Regions from separate parts of the Homo sapiens genome. Here region 2 is linked to region 1. Evidence: chromatin contacts called from ENCODE Hi-C or POLR2A ChIA-PET data. All regions are on one chromosome and are shown on one strand. The core of a region is the stretch at or near the end of the contact, and the rest is flanking DNA. Distances in the headings are between cores, read along the strand shown.

Evidence for each region. Hi-C counts contacts between places; a loop is a spot of excess contacts on that map. ChIA-PET counts read pairs that join two places held with the same protein, here RNA polymerase II (POLR2A). Pooled maps may share reads with other maps.
Region 2: a loop to region 1 is called in a map of PC-3, with 2.4 times the contacts of the local background. The contact joins two enhancer-like sites. A Hi-C loop is called at or near these places in 5 of 168 maps with a recorded cell type or tissue (PC-3, PC-9, cardiac septum and 2 more) and 1 of 50 pooled maps. POLR2A ChIA-PET finds 5 or more read pairs at or near these places in 1 of 52 experiments (CD4-positive, alpha-beta T cell).

Annotation. Positions count from the first base shown.
Region 1 is chr17:71,896,371-71,904,289 of GRCh38, reverse strand. No RefSeq gene overlaps it. Among named protein-coding and RNA genes, the nearest start is that of ROCR, 130 kb to the left of the region's middle. RefSeq lists an enhancer at 2,759-3,958. Within about 2 kb of position 3,294, at least 4 of the 41 ENCODE cell types and tissues checked have a DNase peak (open chromatin) inside an H3K27ac peak, as active enhancers do; they include PC-3, where a contact is called at or near this core.
Region 2 is chr17:71,972,202-71,980,120 of GRCh38, reverse strand. No RefSeq gene overlaps it. Among named protein-coding and RNA genes, the nearest start is that of ROCR, 50 kb to the left of the region's middle. Within about 2 kb of position 4,705, at least 18 of the 41 ENCODE cell types and tissues checked have a DNase peak (open chromatin) inside an H3K27ac peak, as active enhancers do; they include PC-3, where a contact is called at or near this core.

The DNA of each region.
Region 1 (7,919 bases), core at 2,045-4,544:
AATGGGCTTTGGAGATAGAGCAGCACGAATTATTTTTTAATTGAAATATGTAAAATTTGAATTAGTGCATGTGGACTTCAATTGCAGAGGATTCACTGTGTTTTCTTCTGATTTATCCTTAAATCTGTATCTAATTACCCTTTTATCATAATTATTGCTTATAACGACTCTTTGGTTAAAAGAAATAAAGCTCAAGACTGAACATGTAGTTTGAGGAATAAACTCTGGACTCCGTCCATTTCCATGATTGCTTCAACTCTGGAATAGGGGGAGGTATGAAGGAACCATATGGGGTCTCCGTACTTAATAGGCCCCGACTTCCTCATATGCTTGTGTGTGCATGTACACATGAAAGCATCCTTACTCTGAACCAAGAGAAGAATAAGAAATGCTCCAGATGTAATATTTCTTTTTCTTGGGGATAAAGAAAGGGCTGTGTGAAAATGAGCACAAACACCCACGTTCTTCTCCTCTCTTCCCACAGAAACATCTGTAGGAATGTGTTCATCTGAGTCTGCATGGGCCCTGGCTGTCCATCGTCCTATTTTGTTTAACATTTATCTTGTTGTCTTTTTTGCACCTTTCTTTCTTTAACAGACAAGGTTTAACTCTGTCACCCAAGCTGAAATTCAGTGGTGTGATCACAGCTCACTGCAACCTTGAACTCCCAGGCTCCAACAGGTGCACACCACCACACCCAGCTAATTTTTAAATTTCCTGTACAGCTAGGATCTCGCTGTGTTGCCCAGGCTGGTCTTGAACTCCTGGTCTTAGGCAGTCCTTCTGCCTCAGCCTCCCAAAGGGCTGGGATTACCGGAATAAGCCACTGCTCCTGGCCTTTTTCTGCAACTTCAGTAAGCAGTCAGAATCATAATCCAGAAAAGTGTAAATTTGTTTAAATACTTCTCATTTAAATTCATGAAAACATTTCACATTCAATTATGCAATACCTTGCTTGTTTGTATTTCCACTCTCCACAGTGAGAACTTTGGCCACCTTTTGGTGCTAATCAGGACCAAGGCACAGGTTCAATTCTTGTTTTTGCCATTTGGATTGCATGGGGAAATTTTCTGGGTTGGGGGCCACAGGGCAAAATCTGAATATTGGACAATCTTCTTGGAAATGCATCAGAAGGAGAGTGTGCATGACTCAGTGCTTTGGCTCTGCTGGGAAGCAGCTGAAAAGTAAAGCTGCTCTCTTGGTATTGGTGGTGAGGATCAGGCACACAGGCAAGAATGGAACACGTTTTTGACCCAACTGGCTTGATGTCATGTGCTCATTCCAAGGCAGAGTATAAAATGTGCCCTCCGCAGACTCACCCCAGAGACTGACCCAAAAGGGCCCCCAATCCCTTTTGTTGTGTCTTGCCTGTGATTGGCACCTTATGCTTCAATTTAATGACTTGATGCTTTAAATCTTCCCTTGTTCCTTAGCCTAGGGTGGAATACACCATTCATTCATTCACACAATAATTTACTCCACCAACTAATGATTTAGCATCTCCCACATTTAGACCCAGAAGAAGACGCCTTAACAAATGAGACAGACACAGTTCATATTGTCAGCAACCTGTCATTGCAGCAGCAAGAGACAAAGAATAATTGTACGAGCCCATGCAAATGTATTCACCAGATGGAGTTAGGTGAAAAAAAGAAAGGCAATTCAGAGGAAGGGGATATAGAAGGAGGACAGGGTATTGTTTGGGGAAAAGTACAGTGCCGGGGTTAAGTACGTATGTTCTGAAACTAGACTGCCTAGGTTTGAATCTTGTCTCAATATCCACTAATGTGTGACCTTAGAAGAATTAACTTGCTTGTGCCTCTGTTACAACATCCATAAAATGGGGCCAGTAATGATACCATTTTTTTGGTTTCTTGTGAGATTTAGATGAGTAAATATGCGTCAAAAAGTGAGAATCAGGTCTGGCTCTGTGAGTGTTAGCCGTTCCTTGTTCTCCTTGCCCTCTGCCTACTCTGCTCAACATGGCTGTGGACCCACAGGCCCATTTCCTACATAATCCCAATTTATCTAGAAATAATTGGTTCTTTCTTGAAATAAAATTCATTTTAGATGCCTACGGAGGAGAAAATTATTTCTAAGATTTCCTTCCATGCCAACAGTAGGGGAAGATAGGATTTAGCTTTGAAGATTCCTTTTCACAGATGATTTGGAAAGTAAGAAGGGAGATTTAAAATGTTGTCTAACAATTTTTTTTAAAAAAACGATGCTACAAAGCTAAACTTTGTAAAATTGTTGATATTTACTGTTGGCCTAAAAACTCAGCAATTTCACATGGCTAAACTCATTACACAAGCAGACATTAGGCTGGATTTCTTACTTTTCAAACAACTGAACATCTCATGGCATCAACCTTATTTACTCACTTTTGATAAATAAGTACTGACTGACCTTTCCCCGTGCTCTATGCCGTGACTCACAAGTGAAGTTAGGTTCAGTAGTTTTTTGTGAAAATATCTTTTAAAAATTCGCTAAGTCCGCATGATGCATTTTTCTTAATACAATTATTTTCCATCTTTAACTTGCACTTGACTTTCATTGGGGAGCCATTAATTTATTTTCAAGTACAGATAAAACTGCCAAAAATACAATATTAGTATCATTGCCCATGGGAAGAAATGTTAGTGTACTTTTTTTCTACATTATAGACTAGGAATAGGGAGGGAGGGAGGTAGATATGTAGGTAGGTAGGTAGGTAGATGATAGATAGATAGATAGATAGATAGATAGATAGATAGATAGGGAGGGATGTAGGGGTTGTTACATCTTTAACTTCCACTCCAAACCTTGTTATCCTAATATTTAATTCTACCTTTATTTCTTATAATCTTTTTAAATCCTTTGTCATAAAGAAAAATTGCTTATACTAGTCTGGAGCCAATTTTTTAAGTCAGGTGAGCAAGAAAATGGGATGCATGGTTTCTAGATGTTTACACACAGCTAGATACACTAAACTAATAGATTGTTGCTTAAGGACATTTCACTTTTTGTGTTTATACATGTGTGAGAGATACTTCAGTGAAAGGCTGGAAACTTCCATCCCAAATCAGCTGTCTCTGGCTCTTGATTTCTCTGGTTCCAGGCCTTTCAGGATCTCTTTGTCTTTGCCACTGTTTCTCTGGCTTCTCCTACTCCTCAAAATTCATGATCGGAAAACCTCCAAAAGGTTAGAGACTCATAGATGGGCGGTTGGTGTGTGAGCATCTCTGAGTCAGAGTGGCAGGAAGCGTGACCAAACAATTCATTACCTTGGCATCTCAGGGGTCACCTGGGTTACCTGACAGCCCCTAATTAGTGGGTGTGAAACATCTTTTCTCCCCCAGGCTACTGAGCTAAAGTGAAGACTTCATTCTTGCTAGAGATTGATAGAGAAAAGTGGGTCCCTGGGCACAGCCTGTCTTGCAGACAGCAGAAAGCTACTTTGGAACGTCCCTCTGGAGGTCGTGCAAATGTTTTTATATCTGGAAACAGTCAGTGTTTTTTATGGAAACAGAGCCAGAGCTGTGATTAAAATAGCCATGGAGCTACTTTCTGTTTCAACCAACTCAACAATCTTAAAACCAAACAATTTTTAAAAAATAATTTTATTTTAAATTTGAATAAGATACAAATCTAGTTTCTTTAGGAATGAATTTTTCTCCCGTTGGGCATTTTAGATCTTTATTAAAAAGAAAGCATAGACATTCTCAAGAAAGCCTATCCTTATATTTTGAACAAATAATTGATTATTTAAAAACTCTTTCAGCGAGCATTTATTGAGTTCTTACTGGGGGCAAAGTGCCAGGTCAGGCCTTGGTCAAGTTCCTCCCTGCAGCAGATGGTATGGTGAGTGGGTTTTCTTTTGGCGTTGTTTGTTGGGTTTAAATCTGTACAGCTCTATCTCATGTTCAACGATAATGTGCTCCTGAAAAATTGTATGTAAATCGCATTTTTAAAAATGGAGTCCATTTAGAGTAATAGTAATCAGTTTGCATTTATGTGACTTTTCAGTTATTGAGTTAATGAACTATATACTGAATGGTTAAAAGTTCCTTTGGAGTTTCTCAGCTTTGGTACTGCCAATATTTTGGGTTGACAAATGTTTTTATCTTAGGGGCTGTCTTGTGTACTGTAAGATCGCTAGCAGCGTTCCTGGCCTCTACCAAAAATGTCTCCCGACATTGTTGAATGTCTCCTGGAGGGCAAAATCATCCCTAGACAAGAATCATGACTATAGAATAAAGTGTATGAATTTTAAAAGAGAGATTTAGGTTAGAGAAATATTCTTTTAGTGTCTTAATTAGTAAAATAACTCTCAATTGCCAAAATTTTCTTTCACTGTAATTAAATAAGTATATATTCATATTTCCTCAGTAACTAAGTTCAATGATAGCAAAATCAGTTTTTATTATGATTAGACAGCATCACCCTTCAATTTCAAAAACATTCAGTAGTTATTAGAACAAATTACAGCCATGTGTCTAGAATAATTGATCGTCTAATAAAAACAAAAACTCCCTCCATATGTCATCAATTTTATCACTCAAATAGTCACAGCCCAACTGTAAGAAATAATGAGATTTTTAGTTCCCTACCATGCAACTTTCTGAGTGGCTTGGAAAGTAGACTTACACTGGAATGAGAGTTGGTAGCAAGGGCCCTGTGCATAGTCTTATTCCTTCTCCTGTCTTCCCGCATTTGACCTTTCATAACCAGAACTTCCTGATCCCTAACTCCTAAGAAAATAACATTTCTTCTTAAGATTAAATGGTGATTCATTTGATGAATCAGAAAACTCATCAAAACATACTGTTATGACTATGAAGAACCTAGGAACTACCTAGTCATTTGGGTAGTTTACCAAGACTCAGAAATTGCTTGCATTTCAAATTGCCTTTAATTATTGGAGAACTACCGCAAATTTTTCTCCTAAACGAATACTCCATTATTACGAGACACCTGGTAATGCAAGTTTTAATATGTTTACTATAGGCAATGAAGAAAGTGAACTCTATAATACCCAGCTTGATGGAGCTAATGGCAGAAGACCAGTTAATAAAACTAACACATTCCAATTGTTTGATATAAGAGGTTGTTGGGAGTGTGACTTTTTTTTAAAAAGCCATTTAATTACATACCCTGATGTCTTCACTCAGCCATTCCCTAAAATATATTTTCCCAATTTCAGCATATACCCCTTCTCTACTCTCAATTAGCTATTGCATTGGGCCTTTGCTTCCAAGCCCCATAAGTAATAGTAACTTAATTTTCCAAGTCATAAATCAGGTAAACTTATGCTGCATAGCACGTGTTCCATTTGTTTTTAATCAGGGGCAGCCTGGTACTCAGAGGTCGGAAGCTTTAATTCAATGGGGTCCTGTGTCTTTTTGGAGGGAGAAATCTTTTGGCTTCTTAGAATTCCCTTTGTGAATGTTTTAAGTATCCTTTTGGCAAAAGTTTGAATATATAAAGTATCTCATATGGAATCCTTTAATTCACTCACCTATACACACTCCCTTTTACTTCAGCTCTAAGATTAAAAGAAACATTTAACGACATTTTTATACTCCTGTATTCTCCTGATTTTATCTATTGTACTTAAGAAAAATCATACATTTAGCTGCTGGCGAAAGAGACACAAGAGAAGAGAGTTAAGAGATGTTTGATTTCTAGAAATCATTTCAAAGAAATAGCTCTAACAAACAGCAACATCACTGATATTGTTTAGGTTCCATATTGTCTTGAGAAAAAAGAAATGACCACATAAAAACCTTTAGAGTTTCTAAAAACTCAGAGTCCCTAGCACAACATTTTATGACTGAAAATCATCTTGGAGGTACTTCCTATAACCCTCTCATTTCACCCACAAAGACAGTGATACCTAGAGCGGTTACAAATCCAGATAGTTGTCACAGCCTATTAGTGCCAAGCTAAAATCAGAGCTCCATTCTGCTGTTATTCTATGCCCTTTTATATTGTACCTATTAGTAAATAATAGCTAGTAAGTATGTATTTAGTTATTCATACACTCATCTAATATAAAACATCCAAATATTTGAAAGTTTCTTAATTATTTACCAATCTTTACTATTTCATCTAGACATATTGCAGTAAAATTTTAGAACAGAAAGAATCAAGAGAAAAATCCCAAAAGCTATCAGATAAGAAAAAAATAAAGATTACCTATAATAGAAGAGAAATCATATTGACATATGAGTTCTCATCAATGTTAGACAGAAGAATACAGTAAGCACTTTAAATGCTGGAAGAAATTTAAATTTTAAAATGCTACAGGAAAATTTATTTTAGCCCATAATTCTCTACCTAGTGATATTATTCGAGCATGAGCTTGAAAGGAAGATAGCTTTCTACATATGAGTAATAAGACAAACTCCTGCAAACACTCTGAAGGTATTATAAGAAGTTATATAACAACAAGAAAGATGAATCCAAGAGAAACTAATGAGATAGAAGAACTAAAGGTTAGCAATGAAACTAGGAAAATTTGATGTTAAGTTTAATAAGCATTCATTGAAAAAAATCTGGAACTACACTTTTAGAAGCTATCTATTAGAATTTATTGAAGCATAAAATGGGAGTATGAAAGAGTAGAAAGATTGAAGTAGCTACATTTGTAAACCAATTTGTAGGGTAAATTTGTAGAAGTTATTAACATTTAAAATGGACATTTCCTATGAACTAGCAGCTCTTTTTCTCAGGTGTTGCCATTAAGAAAAACATGCATATGGCCAGGCGCATTGGCTCACACCTGTAATCCCAGCACTTTGGGAGGCCGAGGCGGGCGCATCACGAGGTGAAGAGATCGAGACCGGACTGGCCAACATGGTGAAACCCCGTGTCTACTAAAAAAATACAAAAATTAGCTGGGCGTGGTGGCACACGCCTGTAGTCCCAGCTACTCAAGAGGCTGAGGCAGAAGAATCGTTTGAACACAGGAGGTGGAGGTTGCAGTGAGCCAAGGTCGCACCACTGCACTCCAGTCTGGTGACAGAGCGAGACTCTGTCTAGGAAAAAAAAAAAAAGAAAAAGGAAAAGAAAAGAAAAACATGCATATGTGCACAAGGATGTAGAAAGCCCAAGGATTTCATAGCAGCAATTGCTCCTAATAGGAAAAAAAAAAATTTTTTTAAGCTGTCTTTCAGCCAAGGAGGATAGCTAAAAAATGGGGTATATCTTATCATTGAATCCCTAGTAGTGATTAGAAAATCAAAAAGGAAAACCAAAACAACACAGAAAGACCTGACTCTGAAAGACCTTTGGGGCACTTTTTTTTTTTTTAAACTGAAACATTCAAGTTGCATGCATGTGCCCACAGAATATATAAAGTAATGAATTTGATGTGTATCTGTACATTTGTTTTTACATGAACTGTACTATTTTACATATGTATGTAAATGCACAGAATTACATATGGATTAACCACTCTTTAACACTTTCCAAACCAAGTGTGTTTTTCTTTAGGGCCACTGAATGAGGCATTTGTTTATGAATTCGTTCATTTTCCTCTGATATGTATCATATTTATTGAATATCTTTTATATGCCTTGTCTTACACTGGGACCTAAAAATGCGGTTTATGCTCACCTTGAGCTTACTTTATATTACAGGAGCCAAACTAATAGCTAAGATAACAAGAGTTTACAATAGGATACATATAGGCAAACATCAAGGAAAAGAGGAGAGGAAGAAGTATCTCTATTTGAAGGCTTACGGAAGACTTTACAGAGCAAATGGTCAAACAGGTTGGCCTTTGAAGAAGTAACACTTTGTCAATACCAGAAATGGAAGAACGTCCGGAAGGAGAGTCATATAGACCGTGTAATGGAATAGTGACATGGATGTCCATAGCCTCGGTGGGAACATGTGAATATTCTAATGTCTGTGAAAAGCGTGTGTTTAAA
Region 2 (7,919 bases), core at 3,456-5,955, 74 kb before region 1:
GAATAAAAGCAAGTGGGTGGCCAGGTATAGTGGCTCACGCCTGTAATCCCTGCACTTTGGGAGACCAAGGTGGGTGGATCACCTGAGGTCAGGAGTTTGAGACCAGCCTGGCCAACATGATGAAACCCAACCTTGGCTCTACTAAAAATACAAAAAATTAGCCGGCCGTGGTGGCACACGCCTGTAATCCCAGCTACTCAGGAGGCTGAGGCAGGAGAATTGCTTGAACCCGGGAGGCGGAGGTTGCAGTGAGCTGAGATCACGGCACTGCACCCCAGCCTGGGTGACAAGAGTGAAACTCCGTCTGGAAAAAAAAAAGAAAAATGCAAATGGACTCGAGGGGTCAGAAGGCAAGGTGGGCCAATAGGAGCTGTAGAACCTGTATGATCCACTGTCGTTTTTTTTTTTTTTTTTTTTTTTTTTTTTTTTTTTGAGACAGTCTGGCTCTGTCACCCAGGCTAGAGTGCAGTAGCGCCATCTTGGCTCACTAAAACCTCTGCCTCCAGGGTTCAAGCAATTTTCCTGCCTCAGCCTTCCGAGTAGCTGGGATTACAGGTGCCCACCACTACACCAGGTAACTTTTGTATTTTTAGTAGAGATAGGGTTTCGCCATGTTGGCCAGGCTGGTCTTGAACTCCTGACATCTGGTGATCCGCCTGCCTCAGCCTCCCTAAGTGTTGGGATTACAGGCGTGAGCCTGTAAAAAATAAACCTATTTTTAAAACATAATAGTTCCTGCCATTTTGGGAACTATTTAGGGTCCCTTTTAAAGGCAGAGGGCTAGATCCTTCATCCCAGTGAAGGATCAGGACCAATATGGGTAATATACCTTAATTTTATATAGAAGAGAAGGAATGAAACAAGGAAGTTAGTATTTATTGATTGTCTGTAATGTGCTAGTCACTTTTCAGTCATTTTCTCATTACATCTTCCAAGCCACACAATGAATGTACTAGTATTATCTCCTCTTTGCAAAGGAGCCAGATGGGGCTCAAGAAGGCTAAGGAGTCCCACAACCAGGGAGAGGTAGAGAAGGGAAATGGACCACAGGGCTTTGAACTCTTAAGTTATGCTGAGAACAAGGACCACTCCCTTATATGCTCATCAGTATGATTATGTTATAAAATTGAATATTTTCTTAAGGGGAAAAATTAAGCAAGAAAGCATCTTCCTGCTTATAGTTTACCTGCCAAGCACCAAGTACCTTTCCATAATTCTGACTTACAGGTGCTTGTATGGCTTTCCAGGCAAAGAGCCTGGAGTTTGTATAACCTTATGACCACCTCTGCTGAGGGTTTCCTATGAGTTTCACAGATGGGGTCATGATCACCTTCAGCCTCTATTGACTGCCAAAGTTAGCATCATATCAGGATGACTACCTGTCCTCTGTCCACAGGTAGGGAGAGAAGATGTCTTGACATCAGGAGTTCATGGAGGTGCAGTCAAACTTGCTGTTTGATGTCCGTGGTCCTGACTTTCTCGAAGAGCTCTGGGCTTTGTGGTTTCTTTTACAGGTTGTGACTTGTTGAAGCTGCATTTTGCCAACAAATGCGAGCCATGAGGTGTCTTGTGCAGCACAGCTGTTACCCTGTCTATGTGCTCTACAGCCGGGCCCCTGAACCTGGTGTTGACCTCAGTGGCAAACCACTGTTAAAAACAATGGAGGCAGGCAGTGAGGAGGCAGCGAGGAGACAGATTCACTAATGCTGATTGTCCCTGGCATAGGAATATCCTGTAAGTGGCTTCAGAGAATTAGCTAGACTGGGAAATTCTCAAAGCCCTCATAGCCATCTTGTTTTGTAACTCATGTGTACAGGCAATTATCCATACATATGCTTGTGGGTGACCAGTGGGAATTCAGCCAGGGTTATCCAGACTGAAATTTATCCTTCTATATTAGTTTCAAATAGATGCTGTAACAGATGAACACAAAGTTAATGGCCTAAAACAACCTGAATGTATTATCTTACAGTTCTGGAAGTCAGAACTGAAATGGGTCTCCGTGAGCTGAAATCAAGATATTGGCAGGGCTGTGTTTCTTTCTGGATTCCCTGGGAAGAATTCATTTCCTTGCCTTTTCAACTTCTAGAGGCTGCCTGCGTTCCTTAGCTGCTGGCCCCTTCTCCATCTTCAAAGCCAACAATGGTGGGCCAAGTCCTTCTCATGCTACCATCTCCCTGGCTTCTAAAGCAGGCAATATTAGAACATGGATCAACTAGCATGCTCTTTTAAGTTTTATCTCTACCCAAAGTATTAAGAAAAAAGGAAGAAAAATATACATCCTTTGATGCACCAATATTTACCCAGTCTGGTACAGCTGCTGCAGTCCTCTGTTAGTTACTCTAAGTCCTAAAGTTCTTTTTCTGCCAGGAACTACATATTTGGCTACAAAAAGGCAAGTTACTTAACTGCAAACCACACAGTTTATTCATCTTTATAATGGGCATAACCCCTCTGGTCCTGTTCTCTCTGACCATTGGAATGGTAAATGAGATAATGAAAAAGGGCCTTAAAAAGCATGTTGTTTAATCAAGCATTTTCTGTGACCTCACTAAGATAGTCAGAAGCGAGGTCTGTGTCTGCTCTCACATGCTATGCAACACTCCTAATACACCCCACTTATTTTATTTTATTTTATTTTATATTTTTTGAGATGGAGTCTCGCTCTGTCGCCCAGGCTGGAGTGCAGTGGTGCGATCTCGGTTCACTGCAAGCTCCACCTTCCAGATTCACGCCATTCTCCTGCCTCAGCCTTCCGAGTAGCTGGGACTACAGGCACCCGCTGCCATGCCCAGCTAATTTTTTGTATTTTTAGTGGAGATAGGGTTTCACCATGTTAGCCAGGATGGTCTCGATCTCCTGACCTCGTGATCTGCCTGCCTCTGCCTCCCAAAGTGCTGGGATTACAGGCGTGAGCCACCGCGCCTGGCCACACTCCACTTATTTCTTACCAAGCTTATAGGTTGCTTTGTTAGATTTCTTTTTTTACTATACATATTTGATTTACATATTTAATTTATAGCAATGCTGCATAGTAAGGAGGCTATCAATTGCCACTCAGTGAATATTTAATGAATAAAAAATGAACAAAGGAAAGCAAAAAGAAGAGAAGGGAGGAAGTAGAATGTGGAAAGTTGTACACTCTCTCCTCATTGCTCTGGCAGAGGAAGCTCCATTTCCATTCTCCTTGGGAGATCTTGAACTTTATCTCCAATCTGGACCCTTCCTATTAGAAAGAAGGGGACAGTCTTGAGGGAACCATGTGTACCACCAAAGGTAGGTCATGGGGGTCAGAGGGCCACCCCCAATGCCCAGCCCCACTTGGTACAGAGGAAAACACATACCTTATGGCCTTTGTTTAAAAAAAAAAGAAAAAAAAAAAGCCCTGGTTTCTGGGAATTAGTTCATCAATAAGGCACTAAGTTATTTCAGGCTCACTTACCAAATGCCTCTCCATTGTTCAGTAGTAACTAGCACGTGCATAGTAGGTCCAGAAAATAACATTTGGCGTTTTGATGAAGGAATGAGTGCAGGAATGATGTGTTGCTAGACAGCCCAAAGAAACACCAAGAAAACACCAAAGCAAATTTAAATAGTATAGCACGATCATTTTTTGATGATGGATGGCCTCAGTACTTTAGGCCATTCAGCAGCGTTACCCTGGGATTTTGCTCTAACCCTGTTCTCCTGGCCTTGCTACCAGGGCTCATGGGGGTAAATCTGGTCAGTCTCCAAAAGAAGGAGCTGATCATGCAGATTAGGCGCGTCGTGGGACCTGCCTGCTGGCCAGAGCCACTCGGCTTCTGAAACCTTCGTGAATCAGGAAACCAGCGCTCGGCACCCTCTGCAACTGCCCTTCTGGGCTCCCTTCCATTGCTCCTCCCAGCCTCTCCCTGGAACTGGGCAGCGCTGCTTCTGGCCAGGAAAAAGGAACCTCCTCTGAGTCAGAGCTGAGTGAGTAGCAGTTGCTTCACCCCCAGCCCCCAGGGCTTGGAGAGAGACCTGCTTTGTCCGCATGAAACTGCAGGCTTGGGCCAGCGCAATAGTTTGATGTGAATAAGCAAAAAGAAAAACGACCAAAAAAAAAAAAAAAAAAAAAAAAAAAAAACAAAAAACAAACACACACACACACACACACACACACACCAACCAAAAAGCCCCCCATGTTTCTTCAGATTAGATTTAATTGAAAACAACCATCCACCCCAACCACTTTTCGTATGTTGAGCAGCTTCTCCAGTTGTGGAGTCCAGGGTCTGAGTCTGAGTCAGAGAAGGGAGCAGAGGTTGTCCCCCACCAAATCCAGAAGTGGGGGGCTGCAATGCAAGAGCTCAGGACTATAAGTCTGTAAAACGCTGTGGGCCCCTGCACAGCCAGCCCTGTCAGTCTCCCTGCATCCTCCACTGAAACGAAAGGAAATAGAGAGCCGAGCCAAGCAGAGGTATAGGGGAGCCAGGAAGCCAAGGAGGGAGGCCAGCGGCTCTCCTGCCTCAGCAGACACCCGCAGGCTGAGCGAGAGAGCTTCCCTTCCAAACACTGCAAAGAGTCTCCGAGGAGGAAAAGGATCTTGCAGAAGAGCCAGGAAGCCAGGATTGAAACTGTTGCCGGCATTGGCAGGGCCCGGGCTGGAACTGTCTGCTCTCCTATCCTCTGGCTCAGTGGGAATCCCATCGCCTCTCTGACATCATGGATGAAAATCAGCCCTGGCTTTCATGTGTTGGGACCGCCCCACCCAGCTCAGTCCGGCCAGCTGGACCCTCCCAAAACGGGTTCTCTTTTGTCAGCTGCCTTTTATAGAACTATAAAACTAAAAGTTCAAGTACGAAGCCCTTACATCAGTCATCAAAAAAGGCAGACTTCGCCTCCCAGACTCCTTCTGCCTCTTTCCCTGCATTGTGGCTTCCTGCTCTCCGGCAGAGCTGCTAGGCTGCTGGCTTCCATTTCTCAGCCTCGTAAAGATCCTATAACACCAAATGGGGCATTAACCTGCCTAGGAGGGGGTTCTGGATCTGTGCTTTGGAATTAGGGGAAAGGGAAGAGAAGGGGGGATCTTACGCTGCAACTATGTGGGGGAAAGGAAAGATACTTCTGTAATAAAGTGAAATGGCATAGAGTTGGAAACGGGAAAAGAGACAACACAGGACCACAGTCGATGAGGCAGAGTGAGACTTCCGCCAAATAACTGTGACCTTTGAAATTTCAAACTGCCTCTCTAGGCATTTGAATCTCTTGGCCAAAGCATAAGTGAGTAGGGTGGTGGAACACCAGATGATCCTATGCTCAGCAGAGTTTAAAAGGGAGGGAGTATTAAACATGTTGGAGCTTGAGAAGAAGAGTGGAATTCTCACCTCCTCAGCTCAAGACCTGGGCCGTAGTGGGCACTAGATTAATCATGGCTGCAGAAAGAAGTGAATGGCTGACCTCAATCAGTTTCAATGCCTTAACAAAAGATTGGACTAAGATTATTGATAAAGGTCTTAGTGATTCTTGGATCAATGAGATGACTTCTACGGTTTAGGAAGCTCCATGTACACTCTAAACACATAAGAAAAGTCAAAGCCAAATGGAACTCACCCAGCAGTCCAAAATGGTGGCTGGGTCAACAATGCTGCACCTATGGGATCATCGTGTTCCCTGGCTTTACCTTTGAAGCGTGTGGTCTAGCTGCAGCTTAAAGGATTAATGTGAAGTGCAAGGAAATGTGTGTAAGTTAAACCATTCTTTGCTCAAATTAGATCAGTTATCTTGACCTGATAGACTTTTTTTAAAAGGTCTAATACACGGGACCTTTCTTCTCTTGGCTTGAGATATGAATGTGCATGTTGAGCAGCAACATTCCTGTGGGTCTCTCAGATTCTATCGGGCTGTTATATAACTGGCATTATAAGATTGGAAAGGATCTTAAAGATAAGACCTGGGTCAAAGTCTTATTTATGAATGAGGTCGAGGGAGGTTAAATGACTTATGCATTGTATGTGCTTACATTTATTCATCCAATCAAAGATGATTATTCCTATTGCTCCTTTTGTTGCTATTTAGCACCTGTGCACACCAGGCATTAGTCGGTGCATTGGGAGTCAGTGCTGAACAAAGGGGGTAGGAGACAATAGTTTTTGTGGACCTTATAATTGGAGAAACTAACATTAAGCAGATGAACAAGTGTGAAAATAATACCTTTTTGGAAAATGATGAAAACAGTGAAGGAGGTGGCAGTACATTAGGCGTGATGGCCAGGGAAGGCTTTTCTAAGCAGGTGGCCTCCAAGATGAGCTCTCTGTGATGAGAGAGAGCCAGCCATGAGAAGCTCCGAGACAGAATATTCCAGGCAAAGGGATGACAAGTGCACAGGCCTTGAGGCTGGGACAGCCTAGGTACAGATCGAGCATCCCTTATCTGAATTGCTTGGGACCAGAAGTGTTTTGGATCTCAGATTGTTTTCAGATTTTTGGGCTATTTGCATACATATAATGAGATCTTGGAAATGAGAACCAAACCTATACACAAAATATATTTATGTTTTATATACACCTAGCCTGAAGGTAATTTTGTAAAATATTTTAAAATGTTGTGCATAAAACAAATTTTGCATTAAGTACTTAGGTGTGGAAGTTTCCACTCGTGGCCTCATGTCAGTGCTCAAAAAGTTTTGGATGTTGACGCGTTTTGGATTTTGGAAAGATTAGGGCTGCCCAATCTGTAGTTTTCTGAGGCAGAGATAGACAAGTGGAGCTGCAGTATAGTGAGTAGAGGGAACGGGGAGAAGAACAGTGTAAGTTCCTCTGCCCTACCACCACACACTTTCTGCAAATAAGGCCTGCAGACGTCTGTTCATCCTGGAATTAATGTATCCTTTCTGAGCCCACTGATCCCCTTTTATAATACCATTCATCATACCCTACAAGCTCTTGCAGAAAGCATCCTGAGAAAAAGGGTGTTGCCTACCCAAAAAACCATCGAGACGCATCCCGTTATGTATTACATTGCAGTTGACCCTCTAAAGTCTAAGCCTACAGAAATGTCTCTGGTCACTCAGACCTTGTTATGGGCTTAATTGTGTCCCCCACAAGATATATGTTAAAGTCCTGACCCCTAACACCTCAGAATGTAACCTTATTTGGAAATAGAGTCTCTATAGATGGCTGTGGTCTGAATGTCTGTGTTCCTCGAAAATTCATACGTTGAGACCCGATAGCCAATGTGATCATATTAGGAGATAGTCTTTTAGGAGGTGTCTAGGTTAGGAAGGTGGAGCCCTTATGAATGAAATTTGAGCTCGTATAAAAGGAACCCAGTGGAACTCACTTTCCCTTTCCACCATGTGGGAATACAATTAGAAGGTGTCCTCTATGAGGAAGAGGGCCCTCACCAGGCACCAAACCTGCCTGAGCCTTGATCTTAAACTTCACGTCCACTAGAACTGTAAGAAATAAGCTTCTGTGGTTTATATGCCATTCTGTTTATAGTATTTTTATTCTAGCAGTTTGCATGGACTAAGACACAAATTTAACCAAGTTAAGATGAGGTCATGAGGGTGAGCCTAGTCTAATATGACCAGTGTCCTTATAAAAAGTTTAGACACAGACATGTCCAAGGAGAACTGTGTGAAAAGACACAGGTAAAACACCCTATGAAAACTGGGGTAATGCTGCCACAACCCAAGGAACATCCAGGGTCATCAGAAGCTGGAAGAGGCAAGGAAGTTTCCCCTATAGGTTTTATGTATTTATTTTTTTTGAAACAGTCTCATTTTCCACCCAGGCTGGGGTGCAGTGGCACGATCTTGGCTCACTGCAACCTCTGTCTCCCAGGTTCAAGTGATTCTTATGCCTCAGCCTCCCAAGTAGCTGGGATTACAGATGTGTACCACTACACCCAACTAATTTTTGTATTTGTAGTAGAGATGGGTTTTCACCATGTTG